Linked DNA regions of Mus musculus: region 1 is linked to region 2. The links are chromatin loops, found by intact Hi-C in ENCODE. Cell type or tissue: heart. All regions are shown on one strand. Each heading gives the region's core, and the rest is flanking DNA. Links, peaks and the distances in the headings are about the cores only.

Region 1 (5,370 bases), core at 133-5,132, 280 kb after region 2:
TTCTAAGCTAGGCCTGCATAAAGGCTACACCCTGGCCAACAGGCTCTCCCCGGCCAAGTGGAGGCACCGCTCGAAGAACCAAGTTGTGGAGGGCAGGCCCTCCTACCACCCCGGCCCAAGCCCCCATGCTGGGGGCCCCACACTGGCACCAGGGAGCCCTCAGGGCTGAGCCCACCCTGCCATCAGAGGCCACAGGAATGTCCATGTGGGCCAGCCAGGGCCTGCTTGGTGACTGTCCACTCCCTCCTCCACGGCTGACTTTCCCTCGGTTTCTCTCTGACTCGGCTTCTGTTTAACTCTGATTTAATTTCTCTCCCGTCCTGGGTTTTCTGTGGGGCTCTGTCTCTGCCATCCATCCGAGCCATCAAAGGGCAGTGGGCCTACCCTCTTCCTGTAGAGTGGCCAAGGCTTCTGATCCAGGTCCTTGGCTGCTCAGGAAGTCTGCCTCTGAGAAGTGACTGAGGTCTCCTCAGACAACCCCAGAGTTCAGGGCTGCAGTGGAGAGCAGGGTAAAGAGGGAAGAGGAAGCAGATGGGCCTGAGGGCAGGAGGATGGGGAAGAAGGGGAAGTCTTATGTTATAAGGTGCATGAGGAGCAGGGCTGGAGAGGGGGCTGTCTGGACCTTTACAGAATGCAGGTAGAGAAGGAAGTTGGGTTCTAAAGAAAGACAGTGTCTTGGGTAAAATACCCGTGGTTTGAGGACTCTATTCTGACAGTCGGAAGTTCTTCCTGGTGTCTAACCTCAGTCTCATCTACCTTTCTCCTGTGTGTTAATTTCTCACACACTCAAGATTCAAGCCCTTGGTGAAAGCATTCCTACAAAGTGCTTGCCGAGGGCACAGAGTCTTTCTCCCGGCCGTTGAAGCCACCAGCGTCCCTTCCCTTTGCCACCAGAGACCGAGCTGTGGGCAGGGGCAGCTCAAGCCATGCAGACAATCTTCCTTTCACACGCTCATTTATTTTCCCTCCCCACCTCTCCATCCCTTCCCCACCAGCTGCTTAAAATATTTCTCAAACAGAAAAACCTAACCGCAGCTGGAAACAAACCCTAAAGTTAGTCTGGAACGTGGGAGCTGCCAAGGAAAGTTACATATGGGCTTCGGCTGTCTGTGGGAGGACCAGCCTCTGCCTTGGAGACAGGCGTCCTGTAGGGCTGTGCAGGAAGCACCCAGGCCAGGGCAGAGGACAAGAGAACCATCCCTACTTCCACAATTAGCCAGTAAAGATGCCATCCAGTACCAGGCCCTGTGATCAGACCAAGGAGGACAAGCCACCTGAATAAAAAAATAATGAGCTTAACAAGAAAGTTAGGCTGAGTTGCAGACCCTTTAACGATGGCATGCCCAGGAGACCCTGGCCTAGGCACTTCTAAACATAATGGTTCATTTTAACCCCTAGTGTGGCAGAGACAGGCAAACCCTTGGAGCTCACTGGCCAGCCAGCCCAGCCAATCAGTGAGCTACAAGTTCAATGGAGACTCTATCTCTAAAGATGACCTGGGAGAATGATGGAGAAAGACACCAACTTCTCCCTCCGTCATTCACGAACACACCCACCCATGTGCATGGACACCAATGCACAACACAGGAGCAAAACCTTGTGAGGACCGATCACATTTGAAACAAAGTTCTTGTTATTATTTCCCAAACAATACAGTAGAACAATCACTTATATTTCATTATATATTATATACCATATAATATAGAGATAGTTACATGCACGCGGGATCTGCGTGGGCTATTTGCAGTGGCCACACCGTTTCACATAAGGGACAGGAACATCCTTAGGTTTTGCTATCTCCAATCCTGACCCCAACCCCTGCACAGACTGAGAGCCTCCTGGATAAACAGCCTGAGATTTCAGAGTGAGATGGTTCCTGGGAGAGGGTCAGCAGCATTCCCTAGAATTTTGTAGAGAAAACAACAGCCACATCTGGAAACACAGTGAGCCTTTTGACCCTCTGCTCACAGGCAGATTTAGAGAGATGAAGCAGAGACGGAACCCATAGGGCTATCATCCGATGTCTGGCATCCAGCATGAGAAATCCTCCCAGCTGTGCGGAACCCATACGTGATACTCATCTGAGAAAGATGCTCAGGCAGGTGGTACCCAGCCATGGCAGTACAGCCCTGGCATTTAACCCTACCTCTGGTGTCCTGGGCTCTTTTCATCTCCTACAGCCTCAACTTGTCTCGTTTAGGATGGTTGGGCCAGCAGACTAGCCACACAGCTCTAAGCCTCAGGACTTGGGAGGGTATCCTGGGCCAGGGGGTTAGAAACTTTCCCTCTCTGCCTTCCTCTTCTTTCTCTGTGACCTTTCTGAGGTCCCTAGCACCTCTGGACACAAACCCTTTCAGATCCAAACGCTCCGGGAGCACGGGATGAACAGTGTCCTTTTGCACACCTGAGAGCTAGCCACAAACGCCCTGCTAAATGGATGTCCAAGACGAACACCAAAACGATGGCAGAAATGTCAAGACACTAACCTGTTAGCTCCATGTGGTACCTTTAGACGAAAGCTTCTAAGGACCTGTTGGCCAAGACTTGGCAGAGTAAAAATAATTGACCTTTATTTAATGTCCACCGAATGACAGGCACGGCCCTAAAAGGCTTCTGTGGGTTAACTTACTTTATGATTTCAGCAGGGCTCCCCAAGAGCCTACTGAGGCATGGAAAGGGTTAAGGACAGTGAGGGCCTGGCAGCTGCTGGGGTTTTCTGGGCCAGCACTCATGTTTGGGTCTCCAAGCTCTTGAACCTGCAATTCTAACACTGGCAGAGTTCTGTCTGTTGCCTGGGGGGCAAGGATTGTGCTGTGCCCCACTGGGTCCCAGGGCCGAACACAAGGCTCAGAATGAGAGTCAGGGCTCCCAGGCAGGGTTGGCCTTAACTAGCTCAAGGTGTGTGTGTGGGCTCCTACCAAGCTTTGTGCAAATAACCTCTCCATGGCTCATGACCTCATGGGTAAAGGAATTCAAGCCCTTTCCCAGTCCTGGACTGACTAGATCTCAGCGGTAGCCTCTGGCTTCAAGAATCTACCTATTGCAAGGTGACTTTGCCAGAGGCACCAAAATCCCTTCCTGCCCCACTGTGCCAGAACAGATCAGGCCAGCCCCTGGCCCGCTGCTGCAGGAAAGTCTGTGTTGTGTGGGCTTCCTCGCCCTCACTGTGCCGCTTCCCCAAACCCTTCTGAGGAGGGGTACTCAGTCTGCATCTTGAGACGAGGCGCTGTCTGCTAGCCTCCTGCGCCCTCTGGTGGATGAAACAAGGAATGGCGTATGCTCCTTTGCGCGGCAGTCTTGAGTCCAATCAATCTTCCAGGACTGCCCTCTGCCCTCAGTCCCGTCTCTTCTCGATTTGGCTACCTTTCATTCAATTACTGTTCAGTGGGTCCCAGGAACATGACATGTGATGGGGACACCGTGTTTAAGTGTGTCACTGTCCGTGTTCCAAGGTTCTCTCTCTCTCTCTCTCTCTCTCTCTCTCTCAATGAGCGCTGACTTACCCAGTCCTATTCTCTGGCAGGCTCTTCTGGGAATCATCTCTGACCTCAAAGAGTTTCCAGTCCAACAGGACACACAGCCTGGCTGGCTAACCAAGTGACACGGGAGCTAGAGGGACAGGGTCCAACACAGACAGACCCGACGTCACAACAGCAACACTTAACTGGGCAGTGCCTGGTGTGAGCACAGTGGGAGTGTTTCTGTGTGTGCTCTCTGTGTGCGCATGTGCAGATTGTGAGCATGCATGTGTGTGGAAGAGGGCAGGGGGTACATTTGGTCAACCACAGGGGCTGTGCTTTGACAGCTGTGTAAAGAACATTGGGGTGTGGGGTCTATAGGGAAATTAGGCAGTTGAGGTGAGGTAGGGTGACCTGGAGGAGAGAATATTTGGCCCCAGGCATGTTCAGGAAGCTGTGTGGTTGGAGCATGTGGTGAGTGGGAAGAGGACAGAGTGGGAGGAAACCACCTCAGGCTCTGTAGGATTTGGATTCACACTGGGGGTGGGAGGGGCCACCAAAGGCCCCGCCTCATATGGAGAAGGAGGAGGTGATGAGACTTCCTTGTTACAAAAGGACACAAGACTAGACCACCAGACCCACTGGACAAAGGGGAAGGGACTGAAAACATGCTGGAGATGCTGTGGTCCTTATATGACAATCGTGTGTGCCGGAGTGGCCCCATCACTCTGGGAACCAGGCGCACATGTCTGTTAGATGGGGAGAGGCCACCCAGGGAAGATGGAACAAGATGACATGTTGGAGCGCCTGTCTCAGCGCCTGACCCATAATGCCCACTAAATTAGCACAGTTAGTCACGTCAGAGATTATCCAGCCAAGAAGGCTCTGACACTTGTCCAGGGCCTAGGCAGAGGATGCAAAGGAGCCGATAGCCACCGCACACTGTGGAACGAAGCGGTGGAGGACACCTGAGGATGAGACAGGGACTCTCCTTTACAAAACCCTCCCACAGTGCGTCACTGCCCTTCATCTCTAGTTACTGCTCGAGCTTCTGCACGCCTCGTCACACTCCTGGGTTTGCCACTGCCTCCTCCTCCTCCTCTGTCCACTTTCTCAGAGTGTATCCAGTTTGCCTGGCTGCTCTCAGGAAAAGGTGGTCGGAGTTGGGGGGGGGGGGGTCGGCAAGAGCTTTGCTGACTGAGCCTGGAAGTTCACTATCCTGGACAGAAGTCAACACATTAAGGGTTCACTGTACATTTTGGGTGACTCTCAGATGGGCTTCTAGTACTGTGTTTGCCCCTGACAGTGAGAAAAGGAATTCTGGGATAGGAAATACTTACTAGTAAAATTAGCTAGCCAAATGCCTGGCTTTTTTTCCCTCTCTGGAGAGGTGAAATCCAGGGAGCCTGCCTCTGGCCCTCAGGCACAGTCCCCAAAATTCACCAATGCAGGCAGCCTTTTTTTTTTTCCACACCTTACCCCAGAGTGCCAGCTGTGAAGCCCTGCACACCGGGGAATCCTGACTATCATCTAGAAGGAGAGGAAGGGACAGCCTTTAAAGTCACGTGATTAGTTTGCTCACAATTCTCCTTAGAGAGTTTGGTCCTCATTGCCAGCAATGAAAGGTCCTAAAGCTAAGCCCTGGCCCCTCTGCCAAGCCCCACATAGTGGCGGCACCTCCCTTGCCCTGGGTATAGTTCACATTTGTAGATCTGCTAGCTGTCCCCTTGGTCAACTAGCTAGAAAATCGTAAGATGTTACAGCTTGGGTCTTGCGTGAGGTTCTGTCTCCTCTTCCCAGGAAATAAGCCAGCCCTTTGGATTTCTTTGATTAGTGTGAGGTAGAGTTTAATTTCTTGAATCCAATCCCTTAAAATGTTTTCCACGAATGTTTCTTTTTTAGCAGATTACAG
Region 2 (5,370 bases), core at 155-5,154:
TTTATGGGGTAAACCAACCAGCTTGAAACGTCACGATGGGCTTAAATGAAAAGCACAGCGCCACCTCCTGGCCAGAAGCTAACAGTGCAGCTGTTTAAAGGGCGCAGTTCTGGATTTACTCAAATCATCACCAGATCTATGAAGTGTAATTTAATTAACGAAATTAAGACTCTTTGGTTTCATAATAGCACATGTAAAGGAGAGTGTAATTAAATCCCAGTGTCTATCACTATAGTATGAAAACCTTAGTCCTGAGTTTGGGTCGTTGTCAATTAGTTTCATTGACCTGTAACAAATTCTCTGATTAACAGTTAGTGTGCTGAAAAGTTAATTCGTGATAGCTTTCTCCTGGTGCCTCGACGTGCAGTGACAAATCACGCTCTGAGAGACGATGTGGAATACATGGGTTCCACGCATGTATTGTACAGGTGGAGCTGACTTGGCCATGTCCGCTTTGAGCCTTGGGACTGAGGTGTTAGGGTTATTATCCGGGGTTTTGAGGTTGAAACGTGATAGAGTGTGTACGTAAGGGCAAAATAAAATTTCCCGTACGCACTGCCTCGAAAAAGAAAAAAGAAACAAAACAAAACCCGAAACTCGGTTGGCGCACGTCAGACCCACTTCCTGCCTTCTTTCTCTTTCAGGGCTTTGTCTTTTCAAGATTCTCCCATTGTTAAGGACGTGGAATTTCCTCGGCCTCAGCCTCCCAAGTGCTGGGATTAAAGGCTTGTGCCATCACTGCCCTCCAGCATATTAACAGCCCGACAGTCACCAGAGACATTTAGCCACTGTCCAACCGCACCACCTTCAGCGCCGTTAAAAAGGAGCCTTTTCACCGGCTCCTTCCCACCTGTATTTTCAGGATATTTCTTCCTTTTCAAAGTCCACTATGATGTTTATTTTAAACCGGGGGTTGGGGTGGAGGTATGTACTGAAATATATTGGGGGTTTGCTTCTTCAAAACACCCTCCAAGTCTCTGGAAAGACCTGATACACATCTACTTTGGGGTGGGCAGACAGCGTGCCAGCCTAGCCACGACTGGACACTGGTCGTGAGCCTCGAGCTGTGCGCCTGTCTGGGCAAGGCACCAGGAACTCAGCTTCTCTGTCTGACCTGCCTATGGCCCAAGGGCAGGGTGAGTCCCACAGCCCTCTCTGTGTGCTGGCTTTTTAGCTGTACCGCCATCATGGCTGGCACGGATGTTAGCTGTACCACCATCGTGATGGATGTACACGGATGCAGCCTCTGTGAGATGCCTCTTGTGTAAATGAGAGAACGAGCTGTTTCTGTCACAGCCCCCAATGTCCACCCCCACCCCACCCTACCCGGGACTCACTTTGTCCTTTTTCTGAATAACACATTCAAAAGTCATATCCTAATTTTTACTATTTATATCTGATACTAATCTTGTTTGTCAACTTGACTGTACCTAGAATCAGCCAAAACCCAGGCTACCGGCATTCTTGTGAGGAATTTTCTTCTTTTTTTTTTTTTAATATTTATTTATTTATTTATTTATTTATTTATTTATTTATTTATATGTAAGTACACTGTAGCTGCCTTCAGACACTCCAGAAGAGGGAGTCAGATCTCATTACAGATGGTTGTGAGCCACCATGTGGTTGCTGGGACTTGAACTCAGGATCTTAGGAAGAGCAGTCAGCGCTCTTAACTGCTGAGCCATCTCTCCAGCCCATGAGGAATTTTCTTAATCAGATTATTTGAAGCAGAAAGGCCCACCCTGAATCTGAGCTACAATTCTGGTGGCAGCCTGCATAAAGGACACAGAAGAAGGAAACTTTGCTCTCCTGGGCAAGCTCATCTATCTTGTTGCTGCTGGCATTCAATCCAACTTCTTTAGGTTCTCAACACAGACTGAAAGCCAGCAGCTCTTCAGATCCTCCAGGACTCCAATATACATATATGTATATACATGCATGTGCGTGCACATGCACACGCACACACGCGCACATGTGTGTGTGTGTGTGTATTCATTCTGACTAATGCAACACACTAAAGACTTACAAATTCAGCAGTCCATCTTACTAAGAAATTAAATTCACTTTCATGGTTGCTAACAAATGTGGACAAAATGTGCTGCTATTTTCTGAATGGCCAGCAGGTGGCAGTAATGCCAACAGAACGCCAACAGCCAGCCTGGGAAACTCTAGCTGTTGTGTCTTTGTGTTCTCAAGGTCAGCTTTTGTCACCGAGTGAAACAGAAGAAAGAACATAGACGTCTAAATCGTGGTAGCCTCTGCATGACCCCCAGGACAACCTGTTCTCCTCTTATTTTCTGAGTTTAAACATTATATGCAAAGCTCCGGGTCCAGTGACTAACACACGGTTGGAGCAATAACACGTTATGATTAAGTCCATTTGAAGTGGTGTGACCCACAAAAGAGAGCTCTACCGAGAAACAGAAATGCAAATCGTGTTCTTTCTCACTCAGTGTTCAAAACACGTTTGAGAGGAGTGGCTCTCTGAACATGATCTTATACAAGAGAATTGAACTAATACTCCTTAACAATGAGAAAAGGTCTTTAATGTTCAGGCAAGGGCTTTGTGCACGTTCAAAGGCTCTCCGTCTGGAGACCCCATTCCACGGCATTTGGATTCCTTCATTGTTCTCTTGTTTCGTGAATATCTAACTAAGCACTGCCCTGTGGAAGCCACTTTCTGCATAACCTCATAACCACACAGAGAGCAGATTCTTCCTAGTCCCCACTCGCCTTTGCTCAGGTTTGCTTTAAAAATAATAAACAATTAAGCGGCTTAGAAGCAAGCATTCTGTTCTGGGGGCTGAAAAGAAAAGATCGTGATACTGTAGACGCGGTGCTTGGGGAAGGTCCATCTGGTCACTGATACTACCATGGGCCCCGTGATTGGTGAAGGTCCCTCTGGTCATAGATGCTGTGACCCCGTGCCTGGTGAAGGTCCTATTGGTCACTAATGCTCCAATCTGGTGCCTGGTGAGGGTCCTGTTGTGTCTGGCCAGTAGATCACAACCTGGGTTCTAGCCTGGAAAGGCATTTTGGAAACCTGGAAGAGAAGAGGGGCTAGGCGGCGAGAGAAAGAAATGCAGCTTAGACAGGCATTCTGATCAAAGCTCAATTTTACTGTTCTGCACGCAGTTATGAAGCAGGGGAAGGGGGCCCAATTCCCGCCAAATAATCTCGGGGTCCAGTAGCAAAGCGGCAGGTTCCAGCGGTGGGCGTGGCAGAAAGATTGAGCAGGAAGCTCCACCCCCGAGCAAGCAGGTTTCAGGCTGGGGGAGGGGAGACTACAGGGTCCCTCTCCTCTGGTCCCAGATGCTGTGACCCCATGCCTGATGCAGGTCCCTCTGACTGCAGGCAACCATCTTGCTGCATTCCCGCAGTGTAGAGGGAGAGGGTAAGCTCAAGAGAGGAAGAGGAAGCCCTCTCCTCTCCTCTCCTCTCCTCCCCTCCCCTCCCCTCCCCCTGCCCTCCCCTCCCCTCCCCTCCCCTCCCCTCCCCTCTCCCCTCCTCTCCCCTCCTCTCCTCTCCCCTCCTCTCCTCTCCCCTCCTCTCCTCTCCTCTCCTCTCCCCTCCTCCCCTCCACTCTCCTCTCTCCTCTCCCCTCCCCTCCTCTCCCCTCTCCTCTCCTCTCCCCTCCCCTCCCCTCCTCCCCTCTCCCCTCCTCTCCTCTCCTCTCCTCTCCTCTTCCCTCCTCTCCCCTCCTCCCCTCTCCTCTCCTCTCCTCTCCTCTCCTCTCCTCTCTCCTCTCCTCTCCTCTCCCCTCCTCTCCCCTCCCCTCTTCTCCCCTCTCCTCCTCTCCCCTCCCCTCCCCTCCCCTCCCCTCCCCTCTCCTCTCCTCTCCTCTCCTCTTCTCCTGTCCTAAGAGCACTAGTCTCATCAATCTAGCCTTGTGACAGATCATCCATCTCCCAGAGGCTCCATCTCCAAATGCTACACACTGAGGCTCTGGGGTTTTAATGTACAGATCTGAGGTGGATATAAGCATTCAATCCATGCACTTAAAGCCTCTACATTTAAAGACCAGGCCTGATTTTGAAAAAAAAAAAAAAAGGCCGTAAGGCACCAGCTCCAGGAACAAACTGTAAGTCCCAGAAATTAGGTGATAAGACCATCAGCTCCAGAGACGGACCCTAAAATCCAGAACAGGATCATAAAACCCCCTCCCAAAGGAGACTTCTACAGTCCTTCCAAAAGCAGGTCTGCCGCAGCAAAACCCCACTATGCTGGTATTAGCTTGTCTTAGTTAGGGCTTCTAAAGGGAGCAGGGGAGGAAAGAGTTTATTCCGCTCACACGTTCTCATAGTTGGCCATCATCAAGGGAAGCCAGGACACAAGCTCACACAGGGCAGGAACCTGGAGGCAGGGACTGATGCAGAGGCCATGGAGGGTGCTGCTTACTGGCTTGCTCCTCATGGCTTGCTCAGCCTGCTTTCTGATAGAACCCAGGACCCCTCAGCCCAGGGGTTTCCCCAGCTACAGTGGACTGGGCCCTCTCCCATTGATCACCAATTGAGAAAATGCCCTACAGCTGGATCCCATGGAGCCATTTTCTCAGCTGAGGCTCCCTCCTCTCTGATGACTCTGGGCTGTGTCGAGCTGACATAAAAGCAGCCAGCACACCCTACAACCTGAATGCGGCCTCGCTCACCAAAATGTGTGAGAACTTCTCCATGCCCAGGAACCTGGACCAGCCACACTGTGGCTCTGAGCAAGTCCCGAGGGGGAGGGGCAGGATGGAAAATAAAGAGATAACAAAGGGAAAGAGTCAAAAGCTGGGGTCAGGAGGGCTGAGGGGCTGAAGACCCAGGCCAGCAAGTTTATTAACGGTACAGTTCTTTTATTCCTCAAACAGAGGGTGAAGAATGTCAGATGGTAGAATTATAGGGTGCTCAAAATATCCCAAATTCCACTTTGGCAAGGTACATTATGGGATGGCAAACAAAGCATTTCACACCTCAGTGTCTGCAACATTCAGTCACATACACACACGTGAGGAAAATGCCAAGTGCCAGTTCCTGGATTACTGTCCTTGCCCGCCCCAGGCCCTAGCATCCATCCATAGTGTGCCTTGCATGGCACAACCCTGGATTGGCTGATGGCAGGATGCCCACGTCCTATCATCAGGGCCTCTGGACAGTCTTCAATCCAGCCTAGCCCACGACAGTTCCCCAGGATCCTAGTTACTTTCCTAATAAAAAAAGACTTTGACAGAAGAAACATCTGAGAAAGAAGACAATGGGTCTTTCTCCATGTCCGCAGTCCAGGAGCCCAGGCTGGGAATGGTGCAACCGACAGTGGGTGGAGCTTCCTGGCTCAAATAATGCAACCAAGATAATCTCCCTGGGGCATGCTCAGAGGCTGGCCCATCTC

What was found. Hi-C counts contacts between places; a loop is a spot of excess contacts. Peaks named below come from ENCODE experiments on the same cell type or tissue, not always from the same donor. Only the 100,000 strongest peaks of a DNase experiment are listed, where the experiment ranks them.
Region 1: it touches region 2 in a loop (3-fold over the local background); 3 of 42 quality-filtered maps call a loop at or near these places.

The regions. Positions count from the first base shown.
Region 1 is chr15:97,949,374-97,954,743 of GRCm38, forward strand. No RefSeq gene overlaps it. Among named protein-coding and RNA genes, the nearest start is that of Tmem106c, 12 kb to the right of the region's middle. In heart, for the core only: no CTCF peak of the experiment used is centred there; a DNase peak (open chromatin) is centred at 3,248; H3K27ac peaks cover 425 bases; H3K27me3 peaks cover 3,390 bases.
Region 2 is chr15:97,665,447-97,670,816 of GRCm38, forward strand. No RefSeq gene overlaps it. Among named protein-coding and RNA genes, the nearest start is that of Rpap3, 38 kb to the right of the region's middle. In heart, for the core only: a CTCF peak has its summit at 2,118 (motif pointing right); a DNase peak (open chromatin) is centred at 1,135; H3K27ac peaks cover 543 bases.